Regions from separate parts of the Homo sapiens genome. Here all the other regions are linked to region 2. The links are chromatin contacts, found by Hi-C or POLR2A ChIA-PET in ENCODE. All regions are on one chromosome and are shown on one strand. The core of a region is the stretch at or near the end of the contact, and the rest is flanking DNA. Distances in the headings are between cores, read along the strand shown. Region 1 holds the start of HCG15 (HLA complex group 15). Region 2 holds the start of PPP1R11 (protein phosphatase 1 regulatory inhibitor subunit 11). Region 3 holds the start of DDX39B-AS1 (DDX39B antisense RNA 1).

Region 1 (3,570 bases), core at 31-2,530, 1.1 Mb before region 2:
CACCATGTTGGCCAGGCTGGTCTCGAACTCCTGATCTCAAGAGACCCACCCGCCTCAGCCTCCCGAAGTGCTGGGATTACAGGCGTGAGCCACCGCTTCCAGCCAGGATGTGATGTTGTTATGATCCAGTTAAATGAAGCAGGACTTTTTCTAATTAATTGCACTTTCTCTTCTCTTCCCTGGCTCCATATATTCACAGTTTCCAAAACTTCCTTGAGATGGGACACTCTTTTGTCATCTTGTCAGTTCTGTCCTTGAATTAATAAACTTTGACACATACATAAGATCAATTTGACTAAGAAATCTTATTTTGACATAGACATAAAAGTAATATGGTTTGTAAAATTCCTGTATATACGGAAGCCTTTTAATCTAATGTTTCATAGGAATTCAACCCTCTAGGCCTGCTGGTGATCAGTTCTTGAAAAGCACCCTCTTTTCGTGATATCACACGTTGTCTCCTCTATGTGCAGCAAGAATCTCTTGCTTCATTAGTTTTTATGCCTCTGCTTTCAGAAAACAGTCTGGTTGGGACCCCTGTGAAAGGAACTGTCTGGCTTAACTTATCTTGATTAATGCCTCTTTTTTTCTTTTCTTTTCTTTTCTTTCATTTTCCACATAAAGCTAATTGGATTAGAGAAAAAGAACTCTTCTTCGAATGCTACCAGTTTCTTTCCTTCTCATCTGAGCTATTATTCATTGTCCATAGGAAAAAAAATTCCCTAATTTTGGCACGGTAGGTTCTGTTTATTCACCAGACTTGCTACCGTTTACTCGTCAGCTCAGAGAGAACGTCGAAAAAATATAACAAAACCAAAATATGCATCAAGACAAGAGGAGGAAAGAGAATGTGAAAGACTACTAAAAAAAAAAAAAAAAAAAAAAAAAGTCAACAGCTAGGGTCAAGGAATCAATCTGCAAATATTCAGAGCCAGTAGGCTTGTACTACACTAGTCACTATGGAAAATGAAAAATGACCAAGACAGAAATCTCACCTCTTAACACCCCCCAAATCCCAATTTTCTCAACTGTAAAATGGGAATAAAAGTATTACAGTATTTACTATATAAAGTTGCGATGAGTCAATAACATAATACACAAAAGCAGTCAGCCAATTATCCAAATCCGTGTTATTAATATTATCATCATCATCATTCTTCTCACCGTACTTGGGGAATGAAGGAGACAGATACTGTGAGTAAGTTTTCCTTTTTTTTTTTTTTTTTTTTTTTTTTAGACAGAGTCTCGCTCTGTCGCCCAGGCTGGAGTGGAGTGGCGCCATCTCGGCTCACTGCAAGCTCTGCATCCTGGGTTCACGCCATTCTCCTGTTTCAGCCTCCAGGTAGCTGGGCCTACCGGCGCCCGCCACCACGCCCGGCTAATTTTTTGTATTTTTAGTAGAGACGGGGTTTCACCGTGTTAGCCAGGATGGTCTCGATCTCCTGACCTGGTGATCCGCCCGCCTCGGCCTCCCAAAGTGCTGAGATTACAGGCGTGAGCTACCGCGCCCCGCCAAGTGAGTAAATTTTCTATTGGGCACAGAGTTACCTGCTAAAATGAAGTGTGGAAAAATACAATGGGGTGTGTGTATGTGAGAGAGAGAGGGAGATTTGGAGGTGGGGTGGGGAAGACCCTATTTGAAGTGGGCTTTGAAGAATGAACAAGATTTTTATTAGGGAACAAAATGGAAACCAGCATTCCAGGACAAGCGTCTCAGGAGAAGCAAAAGCGCAGAGTTGTGAAAGCTCTTAGATTTTCAGAACTTTGAATTCTGAACTATATATAAACCTGGAAAATCTCGGTTAACTATGGGATGGCATCAAGATTTCAATTTCAAGCTTTCTGGTCATGCACAGTAAAGCTGGAATTAGAGTCTCTTACGTATGGCAGTTGTTGACAAGTCCGTACAGGTACCTAAGTGCTTCCCAGAAAATTCCTCAAGTTGGTAGGTCCTGGGGGAATCAGTTTAGTTCTAAAGAGAGGACTCATCAGAGATCTGTTCAACTTCCAGGAATCTGTGAGGATAGCTCCAAATCTCACTCTCATGCCCAGCCTATCAAACAAAGCAAACCGGTTGGACTGAAGCTGTGGGATCGGGACTGAAATAGAACCAGCGAGAAAGGCAGTCCTCCTCGATTCCTAGAGAGAACACATTCAGCCAGCAGTTGGATAGAGGATACTAGCAAGTCCCTCGCCAGGGCGGGGGAGCAGAGACACATTCCTGTCCCGTTTACATTCTTCCTCTGGCGGAGGCGGGAGGGTCGCTTGAAGCCTCGGATTTCGAGATCAGCCAGGACAAAAAAGCGAGACCCCCGTTTCTACCAAAAAGGGGGGGGGGTGGGCGGGGGGAAGAGAGAGAGAGAGAGAAAGGAAAAGAAAGAGAAAGAAAAGAAAGAAAAACTAGGCGCGGTCACGTGTACGTGTAGTTCCAGCTGCTCGGAGGTTGAGGCGGGAGGATCTCTTGAGCCCAGAAGTTCGAGGCCGCAATGAGCTCTGATCGTGGCAGAGCGAGGCCCTGGCTCAAATACATACATACTTTGTTCTGACTTTGTGTGCCCTTACTCTTTCCTCAGGTGCACGCTTGGGCTCGTTACTGCTCAGAATTTTAGAATCACAGATCCAGCAGTGATCAGGCAGCTGCAGCTGTCAGGGACCACCACCACCTACGCGATTGATCCGTGGGAGAAGCCGTCCTACTCTTTTCTTTCTCCTTTGTCCTTCTCATTCCTGACCCCTTCAGGATTCTCAGTCTTCCCTCCGGGAGGTAGGGATTCTACGGAGAGAGAAGGGTTGTGGGGCTTGTTCTGTTGCGGGTTCAAACCCAAATTGTCTTTTTCTTTTCAGACTTTTGGCCAGTCTTGTCTCGCTCCAACCTCCTACCCCCACCCCATTCCTCAGTGCATTCGTGAATTTCTCCAAGCAGGCCTTTCCAGATCGACACTAAGTTCCAATCCCGAGCTGTGTGACCCAGCACCAATTCAGTCACGATGATGACTTGCAATTGCTTAATCAGTTGGCCTTTCCTCCTAGCTGTGAAGGTGAGGACCGCCGGTGTCAGCGTTCGTCCTGAATACTCAGTGCCCAGGCACAGAGTAGGCATTCAGTCAATACTTGTTGAACGGGTTAATGGATTCCTGATGTTCACTGGTTGATATCGTCACTTTCAAATAATTTCTCCCATTTTTCTGTTTTGTTTTCACCCTCCTAGTTTACCGTGCAGGATTGCAAACACCAGAGAGAAAATCAGTCTCTGGAATGATGCCTTTGATGGACCAAGATGCAGCTGATGAAGCATTGAACCAATTAGCACCTAGCAGGAGGGCACCCTTGCTCTGTGTCCTTGAAGGTTAAAGCTGTCAAAAAGTGGTCTCCCTCAAGTTCGGCCATCTTGCTCTCAGAGATCTAGAACTGGTAGGAGAATATAGCCTTGATAGTGGAGAGGAAACTATTGCTGTTGTGAGGGACTGAGAGAACCAGGCAGAGAGCCCAGATTGACACAGCAGGTGACAAAAGAGGCGCGCCTACCTTGGGGAATACGGAGGAACAGAGGAAAGTGAGACCAGGAGAAAG
Region 2 (3,964 bases), core at 904-3,403:
AAAGCAATTGTAAGTATTGCCATACTATTTAAATCTATTTGGTTCCTGAGTTTAGGTTAAGAAAAACTAGGAATTTGGATAGTGAGACATTTAACAGAAATTTTAACCAGATCTCTTTAGCATATAAATTTGGACAACAAAAAATCTGATACTAAGTAATGCCACTAAGTGATCACTATAGGTGAGTATTTTATTAGTATTGAGATAAATACAATACACAGTTGACCCTTGAACAACACAGGTTTGAACTGCTTGAGTCTACATATATGTGGATTTTCTTCTACTTCTGAGACCCATAAGATAGCAGCACATTTAAGCCCTCCTTTTCCTCCTCCTGAGCCTACTCAACATGAAAATGTGATCCACTTCTACTTAATGAATAGTAAATATATTTTCTTTTCCTTATGATTTTCTTAATAATGTTTTCTCTAGCTTACTTGATTGTAAGATTATATGTATTATAAGTATATAATACATATACAAAATATGTGTTAATCAACGGTTTATGTTATTGGTAAGGCATCTGGTCAACAGTAAAGTTTTGGGGGAGTCAAAAGTTATATATGGATTTTTGGCTGTTCAGAGGGTCAGCACCCCTTACCCCCATGTTGTTCAAGGATGAATTGTATATCTATTATAATAGATTCTTACATAGAAAGAAAGAAAAAAGTAAAGTCACAAGGAATCCTACTCCACAGAGATAACCAAATTATACTGTATATCTGTGCTTGTGTATATGTATGTGGCTCTGTATATGTGTGTTGCTATATATGTGTTTGGTTTTTTTAATGGACTAGACATGCTGAACTATATCTTGCTTTTTTCTGTTTGAACTAAAAACTTTCAAGGGGAACAAATGCATACTCAGGTCCCGCATTCCTTGGCTCAAATAGTGATCAAGGGGTTACTGTAATAATTATCATATAATTGTGTGGCCCTTTATATATATTCAGAGCTCTCAAACATAGCTATCTTGTTTGACCCCCACAGCAACCTGGAGAATGGGCAGGGCAGTCTTCCCCACTGTACGTTTGAACTGTTCTGGCAGTTGACTTTCCTGACCCACTCCTGAAATCTGAAACAAACCTGTTCATGTTTCTACCCTACTTTAAGCCTTTCTCTGGCCCATAACAGTGATTGGATTAAGCTTAATTTCTTAGCAAAGCATACAGGTTCTTCCATATAACCACTGCCTACCTGTCAAGCTTCATCTGGCACTCCCTCAGATCCAAGCGGTACAAAACTCCATTTCCTGTAGTGCACACATCTACAACTTTTTAAGCTGCTCTTCTAAAAAAACCTACTTGTCGGCCTTCCTGGTTCTTGTTTTACCACTTTCTTTTGCTCTCTAAGAAACGTGCATATATTTTTATAAAATAGCCTATACTGTAATTTACGACCATTTCTCTGCTTCATCCTACTCATCACCCCAGAGAGAACGAATATGTTGGCAGTATGTAACTACATTCAGATTTACAAATCAGACATGGCATTTGTTAATGCCCCAGTGTTTCATATTTTTGTTAGTTTTCAGCATGCCTGTCTTTCCTACTAGAGCTAAAAGGCAGGGTCTGAGCGTCTTACGCGCCTCCATCTTCAAGGCGTAGCACAGTGACTGAAAAAAACTGACGTTGAACGTGCACTAAACTGAACTGCTCAAACACCTACAGGCACAGGGCGAGGGGTAGAACCACATCGCTTGACTCTTAAGTGTGTTTCCAACTGCTCCCACTTCCCGTTTTCTTTAGAGAAACCCAGACCAAACAAGGAAAGGGAAATAGGCCACGGTAGGGTCATTACTATTGCTCCTTAAGCTTCCTCGCCGGTCCACCTACCCAGACAAGGCAAACGGAAATCTGCAGCAGGACTCAGCTTGGTGCACACAACTCCGCCCTCGCCACACCCACTCTGCAGCGTCTGGCCCGGCAATACCCATCTGGGCGCCCCTCCTGCTTCCTCTAGGCTGTGAGTACGCGTGCTGCCCCAGACTCTCCCTCCTCCACCCACACCCGCAGTGACACCCCTTCCGCCAAATTTGTTTCTCTTTCTTTCAGCGCCTGCGCGCTGTCACGTTACGGCGGAACTAATCCAGCGACGCCTGCGCTTTGACGCATTTGGTGCCGTGGAAGGGAAAAAGGGGGACTGCAGTATGCGTCACACCCGGAAGCGGCGAGCCGGAAGTGGGGTTAGCCAGGTTATCCCCAGGGGTGGAGAAGCGGAGGCCCAGGAGGAGGGGGAATAAAGAAGGTGGAGGATCCTGGCTACCACTCTGAATCCGATACCGCTTCTCTTAGACCTCAGCGACAGAAAAAGGGAAGGGTGTCTCATCCCCCTTCCTCCTCTCCTCCCTGTCCTGAGCCTTAGCCATGGCCGAGGCAGGGGCTGGGCTGAGCGAGACCGTCACTGAGACAACGGTTACCGTGACAACCGAGCCCGTGAGAAAGGCGGGGGGGCGGTGCTGTTTAGGGGTCTGGGAGATACTGGGAGGGAGGGGACAGGGATTAGAAGAGTTGTTGGAGGAGCTAGGCCTAGGGATATGGGAGGTGTGGGGTTGAATATCTAGGGCTGGGAGAATCGGAAGGTATTGGAGCTATTTGGAGTGGCAGAGATGGTGCAGGAGGCAGGTCAAGGAACTTGTAATAGGGAGGTACAGTTAGGATATAGGTGTTGCTGCTTGGGGTGGTTATGTGTGTAAGTAATAAACGAAAGGGAAATTGAGGATTAAGGAGCCAGGAAGATGTTGGGAGGAAATCAAAGGTAGTGTAAGAAAGCATGGTTGGAGGCCAACTTATCAATATTATCAATATTGATATTCGAATAAATATTTATTGAATGGATGAATGTAAAAGGAAGTGGCAGGAATGAGGAAACAAGAAAAGGAGATGAAAAGAGGTATTTTGAGAAATCAGAGAGCAAAGATGTAAATGGAGAAACAAGAAGTATTTATCCAAAAACATGTTAAGTTGCCTTCAAAGGGAGAAGGTTGCATTGGGCTTAATACTCTTGGATTAAAGGAAGTTTAGTAATTAATAGATTAGTAATACTTGCTACTAGAGATGCCAGGATGCCAGAGAATAGGTGGATAAGAGGTAGGGAGGGCTGGAGCTTGAGAATGAGAGAGGTTTTGTTTGTTTTTTTAAGAGAAAAAGAATAGGGGATCTGGAAAAAGGAAGGGAGATCAAAGATTAGGTGCTGGGGACTGAAAAATAATTTTCATGTATTAATACTACCAAGGATGATTTGGGGAGGAAGACGGAGAAACAGCAAGGATTATATTTTCCTTTGAAGAGTTGCTGGGACCTTTCCTAGGTTAGGAATTGTGTCTTCTCTTATACTGGTGGTATAAGAACAGGAAATAATACTTATTCCTCAAGGGACTATCTGAGGTAAAAGACCTGTTCTGTTTTATCTTCTGTCAGCTCCTCTGGTGCTATGCCTATGGTACTGATTGAGCTAAAGAAGAAAAGAGAGGAGGTTCCCTGGGAGGGAGTGGGAAAGGTTAGTAAGAGGGGACTAGATAGGTATGCTCATCCTTAACCTTCTAGGAGAACCGGAGCCTTACCATCAAACTTCGGAAACGGAAGCCAGAGAAAAAGGTAGAATGGACAAGTGACACTGTGGACAATGAACACATGGGCCGCCGCTCATCCAAATGTGAGTAATTGTTGGCCCGCAGTAGCCCTGGAGTTCTGGCTCCCTTCAGCATATCTTGTATCTACTCATATCCACTGGCTTTCCAGAAGCCCCCAGATGTTCATAGTTCTGTCACTTTTTTGGTGGTGCTGTGGTATCAGGGAAAGAGGTAGGGAAGGGCTAGAACTGGAATTGCCTAGGTCTGACAGCAAGAAGTGTCAGAGGTGGGAGAAGTGGGGCTTTGAATTCGTGGCTCTCTAAGAGGACAAGAGGGGTGGGGCCTGAGTCCCAGAGGGTGGGCCTGGGGAAGCTGGATCCTGGAAGGTAGGAG
Region 3 (4,008 bases), core at 173-2,672, 1.5 Mb after region 2:
CAGTAGCGGAAACCAGAAAAGTTGGAAGGGGAAGACCAACTTATAAATTCTTGATCTGAAAGTAACAGTGAGGAAATAGAATAGATAATAAAAGGTAAAATACGACTAATAACTTAGTAAAGTGGAAAATGGAGATGACAAGTAGAGTCCTGAAAAGTCCTCAAAGGAAGACTCCGCTTTCCCTATTATAATCCCACCGTTATGGATGCCTAACTCAGCAGCCATCAGTCAAGGGTGATAGATGAGGGTCATCACTGCGCAAAGCGCTCACCTTTCGAAAAGAAAACATCATATGGCCGCCGTCCACCTCCCATAGCTCTCAGCCTCCCACTTCTCAGTATCCTCCCTTCCGCTGTTTAAGCAAGCCTTGTGTAATTAGCATGGGGGGGAGGGGCGGTGCAAGACAAATGGCTCGGCCACAAAAAAACAAAATTCATGTCTCCACCCTACAATAAGAAAGCTAATAGGTGACAGAGAAAGGCAATCCCCGCCCAGGCTTTAACAGGATCTTTACCAAGTGGTCTCACATCACTGTTACGCTACGAAGGTGAGACTCCTTTTGGAGAAACATACAATGACACCAATCGTATCGTAAACACTTGGAAGGCACTCCAAATTAAGTTGGGCAAGTCAAGGTGAGAAAAATCCAACTGGGCCCAGAAACCAGCTCCTCCTCCCAGTCCCACCGAGGGCCGAGAAAGAGCTCAAGAAAGGACAAGGAAGGTGAGAAGAGCCCCGCCCTCCGCAAATACCAAGACCAAGGGACGCCGAGCGCCGCCTCTCATTGATGCTGAGGCCTCCAATATGAGAAGAACCCATTGGAAGAAGGGAGCAAAACGAACACAATGGCGCCGAGGACACCATCTTGGATTGGGTCCCCCCTTAGCTTCCCTTCCTTCCCCCAGGAGCTCTTTGCTCTCGAAAGGGATGCAAGCTAAGGAAATAGCGAACCAACTAGGCCCCAGCGACCAGACCATCGCCTGTGAAAAGGGTATCAGGAACCCATGTGACGGGATGGGTGCGGAGAAGCGCAGATGGAAACGGATTGTAGCGAAGGCCAAAGCTTACCTAAACAGGGAGAGCGCGTATGGCGGCAGCAACAGCGACGAAGGAGGGAAATCTGCCTTCACTTCCGGTTGCAGGCTTCCCTCTACTCCAGCCTCCCGCCTTCTTGGCTGCAAGAGCGCAGGCGCAAGGGACCGGAAACAGGGCCTTCCGCGGTTATACAGATCCGTGCGCTCCAGGCTTGCCTTTGGAAAATGCCTGTCTGAAATTTGTTTTAAAACCGTTTCTAACTTCACTGCTACCGCCAGTAACAAAAGATATAAAGGAAACTAACGTCTCCCCCCCACTGTTATCTTTATTCTCTTATCCTACTCCTCTCCATGCCCCTCATCTCTTCGTTTAGGTTTTTGCCACGCAGGTCTTCTCTGTAGGCACCCCTCCATGGATGCGCGAGGAACGAGTGTGGCGAAGGCTGCGAGTTCCCACGGGGTCCTTGGCCCGGTAGTGAAGGTGACCTGAGGACTGCTGGGCACGCACTAGGAACCGGCAGGCCCTAGCTGAGGGGAGGGAGGAGGGAAGTCTCAGGGAACTGGATTGCTCGGGGGTGTTTCCCGACTCTTTCCCAGTCGTGGGGCTGGTGGGCGGTATTTTCCCAAAAGGATGCTGTCCGAGGTAGCTGATGCCCTAGGGCCAGTGAGTCAGGAAGGTGTTCTGAATCCGAGCGGGAAGACGGGGTCTGGATTCGGCCCCAAGTGTTAATAGTAGGGCTTGAGGGTTATACTACATTCCATTAATACTGTTTTTGTTTTTGTTTTGAGACAGAGTCTCGCCCTGTCGCCCAGGCGGGAGTGCAATGTCCTGATCTCGGCTCACTGCAACCGCTGCTTCCCGGGTTCAAGCGATTCTCCTGCCTCAGCCTCCCGAGTAGCTAGGATTACAGGCGCCCGCCACCACGCCCAGCAAATTTTTGTTTTTTTAGTAGAGACGGGGCTTCACCCATGTATGACCTCAGGTGATCCACCCACTTCGGCCTCCCAGAGTGCTGGGATTACAGGCGTGAGCCACCGCGCCCGGCCCATTAATACTGTTAATTCGAGCAGAATGTTCTTGGCCCCGCCCCAACAGCCCCATTGTTCAACCTGGATTTTTTTCCTGAATGAAACATTTGCTATCCCCGTCTTTGAGATGGGGAGCTACAAAAGTAAGACCTGATGTCCTGCTGTGTAATAAAACAACAAACGTTTGGCCCTCTCCCTGTTAACATACTTAATCATTTAATACTAAGGAGTAGGTACCGTTATTCTCATCTTATTGACAGAAGCGAAGCAAAGCAACATATCTCAAGCAGTACGGCTGGTGAGGTTACAGCCAGGATGCAAACATCTCTCATTCTCTATTGTATTCTGCCTCCCTGCTCAAAGAATCTGGTTAGTAAATACACTGCAGGTTACCTTATTGGTTCAAATTCTTGGTGAAGTAAGCTTGTCTTCAGTGACAAATGAAGTAACTAATTCAAGAATGGTGTCATAGAAGGTATTTTCCCAAGTATCATTTAATTTATTCAAAAGTATTTATCAACTGCCTCCCTTGTGCCACATGTTGTCCTAGGATCTGGGGACACAACGGTGAACAGCCCTGTTCTCACAGTGTTTACATTACAGGAAAGAAAACACATAAACACAAATATAATGTCAAGTATCGATAAGTGGTCAGGGTGCAGTGGCTCAGGCCTGTAACCCAACCCTTGAGGAAGCCGAGCCCGAAGGATTGCTTGAGCCCAGGAGTTTCAGACCAGCCTGGGCAAGTGAGACCCCATCTCTACAAAAAATTTTAAAATTAGCAAGGCATAGTGGCACTCGCCCGTAATCCCAGCTACTCAGGAGGCTGAAGTGGGAGGATCATTTGAGTCCAGGGGGTCAAGGCTGCCGTGAGCTGGAACTCCAGCCTGGGCAACACAGCAGGACCTTGTCTCAAAAAACCAGTAGCAGTAAGTGCTATGAAGAAAATGCAAGGTAAAGGGGCAAAGAGCACTTGCTCCTACACTCCAGCTTTTCTCTACAGTTGCGATCTATAGTCCTCAGATTCCCAAATGAGGAACCATGTTTCTCACTTTAGAGAAATAATAAAGTACTACTTGTTCTTGTTTCTCCAAGAAGTTTCAAAGGATAGCCATTTGGGCTGTTTAGGGAATATGTAAACAAAAAACAAGAAAGTGACTGAAGGCCAGGCACAGTGGCTCACACCTCTAATCTCAGCACTTTGGGAGGCCAAGGCAGGTGGATCACTTGAGGTCAGGAGTTTGAGACCAGCCTGACCAACATGGCGAAACCCCATCTCTACTAAAAATACAAAAAATAGCCAGGCGTGGTGGCACACACCCATAATTCCAGCAACTTGGGAGGCTGAGGCAGGAGAATCGCTTGAACCTGGGAGGCAGAGGTTGCAATGAGCTGAGATCACGCCATTGTATTCCAGCCTGGGCAACAAGAGCAAAACTCCATCTCAAAAAAAAAAAAAACAAAGTGACTGAAAATGAGAAATGATGAGGCAAAAGGAGGCTGCTTCAACTCACCAATTTATTTGCCAATAATTATTTTATTGATACTTTTTTTATTGTTACAATGGGAAAGTAAGGTGTCAAGGATATAGAAAGGAAGGGCATGCATATGAGGGAACACAGTATCATTTTAGATCTTAGAAAGCAATGAGCATCTGATAAGTCTTTGGGGAAATAGGAAAGGAGGAAAATCTAATAAAGACAAAGATCAGCAAAAGAAAAACAAAGAGAGGCTACAAAATGCAGTTATCTACCTGGAATTATAAGAGAGGGGCTAAATGTAGTCATCTCCTCTTTTTGGAGATCAGAAGGTCTCTGGGAAAAGAGAAGAACCAATTTTTCAGAAAATAACTAGGGTCACAGAATGAACAAGTGGAATTAGAGAGCCAGTGATGGACGTGAGGAAACAGCTGTGTAGGTTTTGACCAGTGAGCAGGTGGTGGTAA

The links. A loop is a pair of places that touch in the nucleus more often than their neighbours do. ChIA-PET counts read pairs that join two places held with the same protein, here RNA polymerase II (POLR2A). Pooled maps may share reads with other maps.
Region 1: a loop to region 2 is called in a map of sigmoid colon, with 5 times the contacts of the local background. The contact joins the promoter of HCG15 here to the promoter of PPP1R11 in region 2. A Hi-C loop is called at or near these places in 1 of 168 maps with a recorded cell type or tissue (sigmoid colon) and 7 of 50 pooled maps. POLR2A ChIA-PET finds 5 or more read pairs at or near these places in 2 of 52 experiments (WTC11 and naive thymus-derived CD4-positive, alpha-beta T cell).
Region 3: a map of CD8-positive, alpha-beta T cell shows a loop between it and region 2 (7-fold over the local background). The contact joins the promoter of DDX39B-AS1 here to the promoter of PPP1R11 in region 2. A Hi-C loop is called at or near these places in 2 of 168 maps with a recorded cell type or tissue (CD8-positive, alpha-beta T cell and gastrocnemius medialis), 1 of 37 single-sample maps with no recorded cell type and 11 of 50 pooled maps.

What each region holds. Positions count from the first base shown.
Region 1 is chr6:28,983,469-28,987,038 of GRCh38, forward strand. HCG15 (HLA complex group 15) reads left to right here and starts at 1,281. Exons shown (of 3, transcript NR_135289.2): 1 at 1,281-1,516; 2 at 3,209-3,411.
Region 2 is chr6:30,065,045-30,069,008 of GRCh38, forward strand. PPP1R11 (protein phosphatase 1 regulatory inhibitor subunit 11) reads left to right here and starts at 2,154. Exons shown (of 3, transcript NM_021959.3): 1 at 2,154-2,435; 2 at 3,546-3,654. The coding sequence starts at 2,367.
Region 3 is chr6:31,540,882-31,544,889 of GRCh38, forward strand. It overlaps DDX39B-AS1 (DDX39B antisense RNA 1), which reads left to right and starts at 1,423. Exons shown (of 2, transcript NR_133675.1): 1 at 1,423-1,515; 2 at 1,828-2,257. It overlaps DDX39B (DExD-box helicase 39B), which reads right to left and starts at 1,122. Exons shown (of 11, transcript NM_004640.7): 1 at 1,069-1,122. It overlaps ATP6V1G2-DDX39B (ATP6V1G2-DDX39B readthrough (NMD candidate)), which reads right to left. Exons shown (of 13, transcript NR_037853.1): 3 at 1,069-1,267. SNORD84 (small nucleolar RNA, C/D box 84) reads right to left here and starts at 297; the gene lies at 220-297. It also overlaps ATP6V1G2. RefSeq lists enhancers at 552-1,751, 629-1,550 and a silencer at 864-1,779.